Linked DNA regions of Homo sapiens: regions 1 and 3 are each linked to region 2. Evidence: chromatin contacts called from ENCODE Hi-C or POLR2A ChIA-PET data. All regions are on one chromosome and are shown on one strand. Each heading gives the region's core, a stretch centred on a gene start or an enhancer-like site at or near the end of the contact. The rest is flanking DNA. Distances are from core to core; before and after follow the strand shown. Region 1 holds the start of MFSD12 (major facilitator superfamily domain containing 12). Region 2 holds the start of ZNF77 (zinc finger protein 77). Region 3 holds the start of PLEKHJ1 (pleckstrin homology domain containing J1).

Region 1 (2,888 bases), core at 18-2,517, 610 kb before region 2:
GTGATGCGTGCCTGTAGTCCCAGCTACCTGGGAGGCTGAGACAGGAGGATTACTTGAGCCCTGAAGATTGAGGCTGTAGTGAGCCATGATTGCACCAATGCACTGCAGCCTGGGCCACAGAGCAAGACCGTTTCTTTCTTTCTTTCTTTCTTTTTTGAGGCGGCGTTTCACTCTTGTTATCCAGGCTGGAGTGCAATGGCGCGGTCTTGGCTCACTGCAACCTCTGCCTCCTGGGTCAAGCGATTCTCCTGCCTCAGCCTCCAAAGTAGCTGGGATTACAGGCACCTGTCACCACGCTCGGCTAATTTTTGTATTTTTAATAGAGACGGGTTTCACCTTGTTGGCCAGGCTGGTCTCAAACTCCTGACCTCAGGTGATCCGCCCGCCTCGGCCTCCCAAAGTGCTGGGATTACAGGCGTGAGTCACCGCGCCCGTCTCAAGACCCTGTTTCTGAAATAAATAAAAAGAGGAAAGAAGAGAAAATGCTGCTGGAAGGAGTAGGGCCTGAGTTAGGGGGAACCGCACACACCCCCTGGAGGAACTTGAAACCCTCAGTCCGGTGACCCGTTTGTGGGAGGACGTTGGTTGGACGGGGAGGGTCGCGCGCACAGGCCTGGGAGTCACAGACGCCTGACTCACTGCGAGCCTCGGGCAACTCTGTTCCTCGCCTGTAAAATGAGAGTGAAATTTGCGTCACCACGTGGGGCTCTTTGCAGGCAACGCTCGTTAAAGGCCAGCTGGTACTATTATGTTGATTACCCCCATCATTACCGTTAGTAACCAATTAATTAGTGTTGTTGCGTCCTCTCCGCGCCCGATCGCGTCTCTCTAGGCCGGGGAGTCAGCGGACCCCGAGGCCAGCTCGGGCTCAGACCTCCCCCCAACCCCAAATCCAGAGCCCGTCCCACTCGCTCCACCCCGGCCCGCAGTGGGCTGTCCAGCTCCGGGTGGACTGGGGTGGTGCGGGCCTGGAGGCCGGGTCTGGGTGGGAGCCGGCGGTGCCCTCTGGTCCATTTCCTTCCCCAGTCTATGGGGGTGCCGGCCACTCCTGCGGCGCGCTCGGGGTTCGCCCTCATACCCGGCGGGCGCTAGGACCGCGTGGGCGCCCGTCGTAGAGGCGGAACGAGCCCTGCGGCCACGCCCCTCTCCTCTCTCCTTGGCGATTGGCTGCGGTTCCCCGGGGCGCGGCTCCGATTGGCTCAGGCACCGGAACCTCCCCGCCCTGCCCCGCCCGGCGCAGTCGCCCGGCTCTGGGGCCCGGCGGCTGCAGAGTCGAGCGTGGGGCGGACGCGGCGGACGTGGGTGAGGGCGCGGCCGTAAGAGAGCGGGACGCGGGGTGCCCGGCGCGTGGTGGGGGTCCCCGGCGCCTGCCCCCACGGCACCCAAGAAGGCCTGGCCAGGGTACCCTCCGCGGAGCCCGGGGGTGGGGGGCGCGGGCCCGGCGCCGCGATGGGCCCGGGACCCCCAGCGGCCGGAGCGGCGCCGTCCCCGCGGCCGCTGTCCCTGGTGGCGCGGCTGAGCTACGCCGTGGGCCACTTCCTCAACGACCTGTGCGCGTCCATGTGGTTCACCTACCTGCTGCTCTACCTGCACTCGGTGCGCGCCTACAGCTCCCGCGGCGCGGGGCTGCTGCTGCTGCTGGGCCAGGTGGCCGACGGGCTGTGCACACCGCTCGTGGGCTACGAGGCCGACCGCGCCGCCAGCTGCTGCGCCCGCTACGGCCCGCGCAAGGCCTGGCACCTGGTCGGTAAGCGTCCCGGCCCCGCCACCTGTCGGGCAGCCCCTCCGAGACTCCGCGACCCGGGCGCCTCCTCCCTCTGACTCACCACCCGCCGTCTGCCTGCCTCAGGATCGGAGTCTCCCCTCGGTCTGTCTGTCCCGTGGCCCGAGCTTCCCTGCACTGTCTGTCCACGGCCTTAACCTCCCCTATGTATCTGTCTGCCCTATGAGCTGAGTTTTCACCCCTCTGTCTGTCCCCTGGCCCGAACCTCCCCTGTCTGTCTGTCTGTGCCCATGGCCTGAGCTTCCTCCATCAGTCCCACCACCCAGCCCCCTCTCTCTGCCTGCCTGGGACCTAAGTCTCCCCTGTTTGTCTGCCCCATGAGCTGAGTTTTCACCCCTCTGGCTGTTCCGTGGCCTGAGCCTCCCCCGTCTGTCTGACTACCCAGTGGCCCCTCTGTGGTGTCACTCCTGAGCCTCCCCTGCCTGTCCCACCATCCAGCATCCCCCGTCTTTCTGCCCCATGGCCTGAGCCTCCCCCGTCTGACTGTGCTGTGCCTCCCCCATCTGTCTGACTGTGCAGTGCCTCCCCCATCTGTCCAACTGTGCAGGGCTTCTCTATCTGCCTGAGCCATGAGCCTCCCCCATCTGTCTGTTTAACTGCCCCGTATCCCCTCTGTCTGTCCCTTGGTCCAGCCTCCCCTGTCTGCCTCAGAGCTGCTGTCTGACCTGCGGGGCCCTCACCATCTGACTACATGACTTTCTAGTGGGAATGCCTTTGTTTGTCTGAGCCCCCGGGCCACCCTGAACCCTCTGGAGGGTTGGTGGTGACTGCTCAGCGCCTCCTTTGTCAGTCTGTCTAGCCTGAGCTCGTCTATTAGGGTGACCAACTGGGACAGCTATGGCTGAGGGACAGTCAGGCCCCCTAGAGCCTCCTCTCTCTCTGTGTGTTCTGCCAGGGCAACCTGGTGCGTCAGCAGTTTGAGGGTGCTGCTCCGGGAGTTGAGAGTTGGGAGCCGCCTGGGTGGGACTGGAGGGTCAGGGGTCTCTGCCCTGTTCTTGCATTGCCTCTATCTGTCTGGCCAGGGTCAGGGACCCCCTAGGTCTGGGGGAGCTGCCCTGATTAGAGAGGGCTGTTGGGAGGGCAGGAGGCTGGCGTCATGGGCTGG
Region 2 (2,836 bases), core at 268-2,767:
TTCCAGCTTGAGACAGAGTAGAAGTATAAACTCTATATCGCTTGCCATTTTACATACAAACATAATTGTCGTAATTCATGTTTTTACTGTGTCGACCTAAATAACAGGCTGTCTAAAAACGGTGGTAACAGTTCATTGCAGTGGGAATATGCGCGGCATAGCAAACTATGTGCTTATTCAGGGAGGTAAAGGAAGACAAAGGTTGTTTTTGGTTTTCATTTTTTTGAGACGGGGGTCTCTGTTGCCCAGGCTGGAGTACAATGGTGAGATCACAGCTCACTGCAGCCTCAATCCCCACGGGCTCGAGCGATCCTCCTGCTTCAGCCTATCAAGTCGTTGGGACCATAGGCGCACACTCCTTTATTCCCAGCTAATTTTTGTATTTTTTGTATATATGGGGTTTTGCCATGTTGCCCAGACTGGGACAAAGGTTTATAAAGGAAAAAAAAAATTTTAAATGAGGATTACATCATTTTTCAGAAATAATTATCCTTGTCTACAAAGATCAGTAACAAGGGTCACACCAGTCTGAGTGTCCCTGTAAAAGTATTTTTTGTTTAAGCCTGTGGTTTTTGTAGAGTCTTTTTCGTTATTAAGCATATAAATGTGAGACCTCTCTCTTCATGACCTTACGTGGTTCTGTTTGTGGGAGGGCTGCTTTTTTTTTTTTTGAGACTCAGTTTCGCTCTTGTTGCCCAGGCTGGAGTGCAGTGTCCTGATCTTGGCTCACTGCAATCTCCGCCTCCTGGGTTCAAGCGATTCTCCTGCCTCAGCCTCCGGAGTAGCTGGGATTACAGGCGCCCGCCACCGTGCCCAGCTAATTTTTGTATTTTTAGGAGAGAAGTGGTTTTCGCCATTTTGGTCAGGCTGGACTTGAACTCCTGACCTCTGATGATCCGCCGGTCTCCGCCTCTCACGGTGCTGGGATTACCGGCGTGAACCACCGCGCCCGGCCGAGAGTTTTAAGAACACAGGGAGCGCCTGGTGGGGTCCGGCCTCCTGGGGCCTCGTCGTCTGGTCTCCAGATCTCCAGGTCTCTGGACCCCAGGCGTCCGCGCCCACGCGGGACAGCACGGTGACGTCACGCACGCGGGTCCCGCCCCCACGCAGGACTCCGCCCCATGGGACTCCGTGCCCTTCCTCTCCTCCCCGCACGAGGGGCCGCTCCGAGGGGAAACTGAGTCTGGAGTTGCCGTGCAGTCAGGGAGGAGGACGCCGCGCCCTCCCTGGACTGGAGTGAGTTCTCCCAGATCCGCGGCTGCCCGGCTAGAGGGTCAGCCACGCGTGTTCTCGACGAGCCCGTCACTGAGGAGAGAATTATCCAATCAGGACAGGCAGGGGCGGGGCCTAGGGAACTGTCCAATCAGAGACGTTAATCCGAAGCGGAGCCCTGCCCAATCAAGGGCGCTAGGGGGACGGACTGGAGAATTCTCCAATCAGGGGTGCGGAGTCGACAGCACTGTCCAATCAGAGTCTCCACTTCCCGAGATCTGTCCAATCAGACCCCGAGGACGGTAAGCCGAGTTCCCCTCTGCCTTGCGCGCTTCCCCGCCTACCCCGAGCGGCTCAGGTGTCCTGTCGTGCTCACCTGCGCCGGTCGCTGGACCGCGGGGCGCTAACCCTGGAGAGCCCAGGAGCGGGCGGGACATGGTGAGTGCCGGGCGGGAGCCGAGCCCGGGCCCAGGGCGAGGTGGGGCGGCAGGAACCGGCTTCCGCCCGAGTTCGCAGCCGGAGAAAGCTGAGGGACGCGCGGGGCGGCGCACGACGAGCGCCTGGGCCCCGGGGACGTGGTCACAGCGGCCGAGGGGTAGGGCTGGGGGCAGTCTGGGGTGACAGCAAAAGCGGTCAGGGGCTCGAGGGGTAGTTTCTGGGGACAGTACAGGTCAGGAGTTTGGGGAGAGCTTGTGGGGACAGCAGAGGTGGTCAGGGGCTTGAGGCAATTTAAGTGGACAGTAGAGGTTTAAGGGGCACAGGGGCAGTTTGCGGGAACAGACACGGTCAGGGGCTCGGCGGCAGTTTGGGGGTTCAGTGGAAGGGAGTCAGGCTCAAGGGCAGATTAGGGGGCCAATAGCAGCGGTCAGGAACTCGGGGACAGTTTGAGGGGGCCGTAGAGGCGGTCATGGGTTTGAAGGGGCAGTTTTGGGGGACAGGTGATCAGGGGCTCGAAGGCAGTTTAGGGGGACAGTAGCTGCAGTCGGGAGTTTGGGGGCAGCTCGAGGGGACAGCAGAAGCAGTCAGGGGCTCAGGGGCACTTTAAGGGGGGCAGTAGAGGCGATCAGGGGCTTGAGGGAAGTTTGGGGGGACAGTAAAGGGAGTCGGGCTCGAGGGATGTGTTGGGGGACAGTAGAGGCAGTCAGGGGATCGGGGAGAGTGGGAGGAGAGGGCAGGAGCCGTCAGGGGCTTGGTGGTCAGTTTGGGAAGGTCTGCCAAGGAGGAGGTGGTGCCCTGTCCTGGAGCCTGTCAAATAATAAAATCCTGGGCCGGGCGCGGTGGCTCACGCCTGTAATCCCAGCACTTTGGGAGGCCGAGGCGGGCGGATCACCTGAGGTCAGGAGTTCCAGACCAGCCTGGACAACATGGCGAAATCCCGTCTCTACTAAAAATACAAAAATTAGCCCGGCGTGGTGGCGGGCGCCTGCAATCCCAGCTACCAGGGAGGCTGAGACAGGAGAATGGCGTGAACCTGGGAGGTGGAGCTTGCAGTGAGCCGACATGGCGCCGCTGCACTCCAGCCTGGCGACAGAGAAAGACTCCGTCTCAAAAACAAAAACCAAAAAAAAAAAAAAAAAAAAAAATCCTGGCTAGAGAAGGAGAGAGAAAAATAGGGATAAGCCCC
Region 3 (2,891 bases), core at 202-2,701, 710 kb after region 2:
GGCATGATGTTGAAGCCGTCACTCCCATTTTAAGGGAACTGAGGCTCACAGGAATTACATCACAGAGCCCCAGTCAACTAACAGGTATAGATGAGCATACAGAAGCGTTCTCGGCTACAAGGAAGGCGGCCGAAACCATTTCAGCCGCGATCCCGATTCGACCCCAACGAATCTTGGTTGTTTCTTTTTTATTTTGTCAAACAGGGTCTTGCTCTGTTGTCCAGGCTGGAGTGCAACGGCACAATCACAACTCACTGCAGCCTCGACCTCCTGGACTCAAGCGATCTTCCCGCTTCAGCCTCCAGAGTAGCTGGGACTACAGGCGCGCGTCACCAACCACGCCCGGCTAATTTTTTTTTTTTTTTTTTTTGCAGTGATGGGGTCTCGCTATGTTGCCCAGGCTGGAGTGCAGTGGTGGGATCATGGCTCACTGCAGCCTCGACATTCCGAGCTCAAGCGATCCTCTCGAGTAGCTGGGCCTACAGGTACAACCACCACTCCTGGCTAATTTTTTAAAATTTTTTGTAGAGATGGGGGTCTCGGTGTGTTGTCCAGGCTGGTCTCGAACTCCTGGCCTCAAGCGATCCTCCCGCCAAGGCCTCCCTGAGCAGTGAGATTACAGGCGTGAGGCCCCGCGCGCGGCCTCCCAACAGGAGTTTGGAAATAGAGTTCCTGGCGGGCCCGACCCTCCAGGCCCGCCCAGCGCGGGGCCTCAGGATGCACAAGGCCGGACGCTCACGGGAGGAGGGAGGGGAGCGACGCCGCCGCCCCACCCTCGGCCCGCGGCCTGTCGCAAGCGCCTCTCTCCTACGTCCGCTGTCCCCCAGGGAACCCCCGGTCCGCGTCGGCCGCCGCCCTCAACCGCCTCTACTCCTCACCAGAGCCCAAGGCCGCGTTATCTCCTCCTCGTTTCGCCACCTCCACGACTTCGTTTGGCGAACGGCGGGCAAAGAAAGCACTTCCGGGGCAAATGAGACGGGCCCTCTGGTGTGCGCATGCCTGGCCCGCCCAGCGGCGTGAGTCAGAGGGTCCCGAGGCGCGAAGGAAAAGGCTGGAGGGGGAGAGGCTGAAAGCGCGGCCTGGAAGGCAAACTGCGCGTGCGCACAACGCTCTCAACGAACCCTCGGTCCGCTGCGGCCGCACGGGGCCAACTTTCGCGAGGGAGCGGCTGACACTCTCCGGGCGACGTTATCGCTCCCTCCGCCTGCGCCTGGCCGCTCTAGAAAGGGGTGCCAGCCATCGCTGGGGTGCCTTGATTCTGTTCCACCTTGGTCCGGTTTATTTCAGTTTAATGGTTATGTAACAACGGTCCGTCTCTCCTACCAACCGGTACCCCGCCCACGCCAGCAGCCACGGGTCGCCAGCGCCACGCAGCGGAGGCGGGCGGCATGGCTGGCCCAAGGTGCGCAGGCGCACTAGCCCTGGGGGTGCTTCCGTGTCTGCGCCCTGAGACATTTTTGGCGCCGGCCCCAGCCTGAGCGGGGACGGCGGCCGGGAGGGCGCGGCCCGGGTTCCCGTTCCCCGCGGAGCCATGCGGTACAACGAGAAGGAGCTGCAGGCTCTGTCCCGGCAGCCGGCCGAGATGGCGGCCGAGCTGGGCATGAGGGGCCCCAAGAAGGGCAGCGGTGAGCGGGACCCGGGAGACCGAGACAGTGCCAGGGGCGGGAGGCCGGGGCCGGGGTCTGGGCGGGGGTGCCGGAGGCCGGAGTCCGGGTCGGGGCGCCGGGGACGGGAGGCCGGGGTCCGGGCGGGGGCTGCCTGCGCCCCTGAGTGCGCGCTGTGCCCGCAGTGCTGAAGCGGCGGCTGGTGAAGCTGGTGGTGAATTTCCTCTTCTACTTTCGGACAGACGAGGCCGAGGTAGGGGCGTCCCGGGCGCGCGGGCGGGTCCCAGGCTGGGCCCCTCGGAGGCCGGGTGCTCACTGCCCCGTCCCGGCGCCCGTGTCTCCTCCAGCCCGTCGGAGCCCTGCTGCTGGAGCGCTGCAGAGTCGTCCGGGAAGAGCCCGGCACCTTCTCCATCAGTGAGTGGGGCTAGGGAAGCCAGCGGCGCTTCCCGCAGCCCGGGGCACCCGCAGCGCCGCACTTTCCCCTCCCCGGGCGCCCAAGGTCTCCTCTGTGTCCCCAGCCTGGCGCCACCCTCCTCAAACACAAGAGTGCATTGTCCACGGGCAGCTCAAGGTCAAGTTCTCCTGGCGGGCACCACCCTTCCCACCTGCCGAGTCCACTTAAGCTTGGGTCCCTCCCAGACTCTGCTCTTTGTTCCCTGTGGGCCCAGGCTGTACTTACAGGGCAGGTGGGCCAGCCCCACCCAAAGCGTTTCCCCAGCTGCCAAGAGTAGCATGGGTCTAGCATTGTTATATGGCCCCGGGCTGGAAATCCCAGGTGGGGGTAGGAGGAGTGAGAGGGGGGTGTTCTCCTGGGTCTTAAGAGATTCCCTTCTGCGGGGAAAGATGGAGTCCCTGCTAGTTTGCCCAGAGTGGCTGTCAAAATTCCACAGGCCAGGTGGCTTAAATATCAGAAACATTCTCTACAGTTCTGGAGGCCAGAAATCCTAGATGAAGGTGTGGGTGGGGCCGAATCCTTCTGAGGCCGAGGGGAATCTCCCAGTTCCTAGTGGTGGCCAGTATCCTCCAGGTTCCTTGGCTTGTGGAAGCGTCACCTTGTCCTCCTTGCATCACGTCTGTGCCCACATTTCCCCTTCTACACAGACGCCAAGCAGAATTTAGGGCCCACCCTGACAACCCCTTTTTACTTCACTTTATTATTTTATTTGCTTATTTTTTGAGACAGGGTCTTGGTATGTCGCCCAGGCTGGAGTGCAGTGGTGCAATCTCGGCTCCCTGTAACTTCCCCCTCTCGGGTTCAAGTGATTCTCCTGCCTCAGCCTCCCGAGT

What was found. A loop is a pair of places that touch in the nucleus more often than their neighbours do. ChIA-PET counts read pairs that join two places held with the same protein, here RNA polymerase II (POLR2A). Pooled maps may share reads with other maps.
Region 1: a loop to region 2 is called in a pooled map, with 6 times the contacts of the local background. The contact joins the promoter of MFSD12 here to the promoter of ZNF77 in region 2. A Hi-C loop is called at or near these places in 6 of 50 pooled maps. POLR2A ChIA-PET finds 5 or more read pairs at or near these places in 3 of 52 experiments (A673, HCT116 and PC-9).
Region 3: a loop to region 2 is called in a pooled map, with 9 times the contacts of the local background. The contact joins the promoter of PLEKHJ1 here to the promoter of ZNF77 in region 2. A Hi-C loop is called at or near these places in 4 of 50 pooled maps.

What each region holds. Positions count from the first base shown.
Region 1 is chr19:3,555,965-3,558,852 of GRCh38, reverse strand. It overlaps MFSD12 (major facilitator superfamily domain containing 12), which reads left to right and starts at 1,267. Exons shown (of 10, transcript NM_174983.5): 1 at 1,267-1,747. The coding sequence starts at 1,450. RefSeq lists an enhancer at 428-722 and silencers at 832-1,381, 1,422-1,491, 1,672-1,841.
Region 2 is chr19:2,943,652-2,946,487 of GRCh38, reverse strand. It overlaps ZNF77 (zinc finger protein 77), which reads left to right and starts at 1,517. Exons shown (of 4, transcript NM_021217.3): 1 at 1,517-1,650. The coding sequence starts at 1,648. RefSeq lists an enhancer at 1,122-1,281 and silencers at 1,352-1,601, 1,742-1,821.
Region 3 is chr19:2,234,889-2,237,779 of GRCh38, reverse strand. PLEKHJ1 (pleckstrin homology domain containing J1) reads left to right here and starts at 1,451. Exons shown (of 6, transcript NM_018049.3): 1 at 1,451-1,625; 2 at 1,790-1,857; 3 at 1,952-2,018. The coding sequence starts at 1,532. It overlaps SF3A2 (splicing factor 3a subunit 2), which reads right to left and starts at 956. Exons shown (of 9, transcript NM_007165.5): 1 at 879-956. It overlaps MIR6789 (microRNA 6789), which reads left to right and starts at 1,854; the gene lies at 1,854-1,951. RefSeq lists silencers at 671-770, 1,381-2,010 and enhancers at 1,191-1,240, 819-1,427, 2,036-2,644, 2,647-2,891.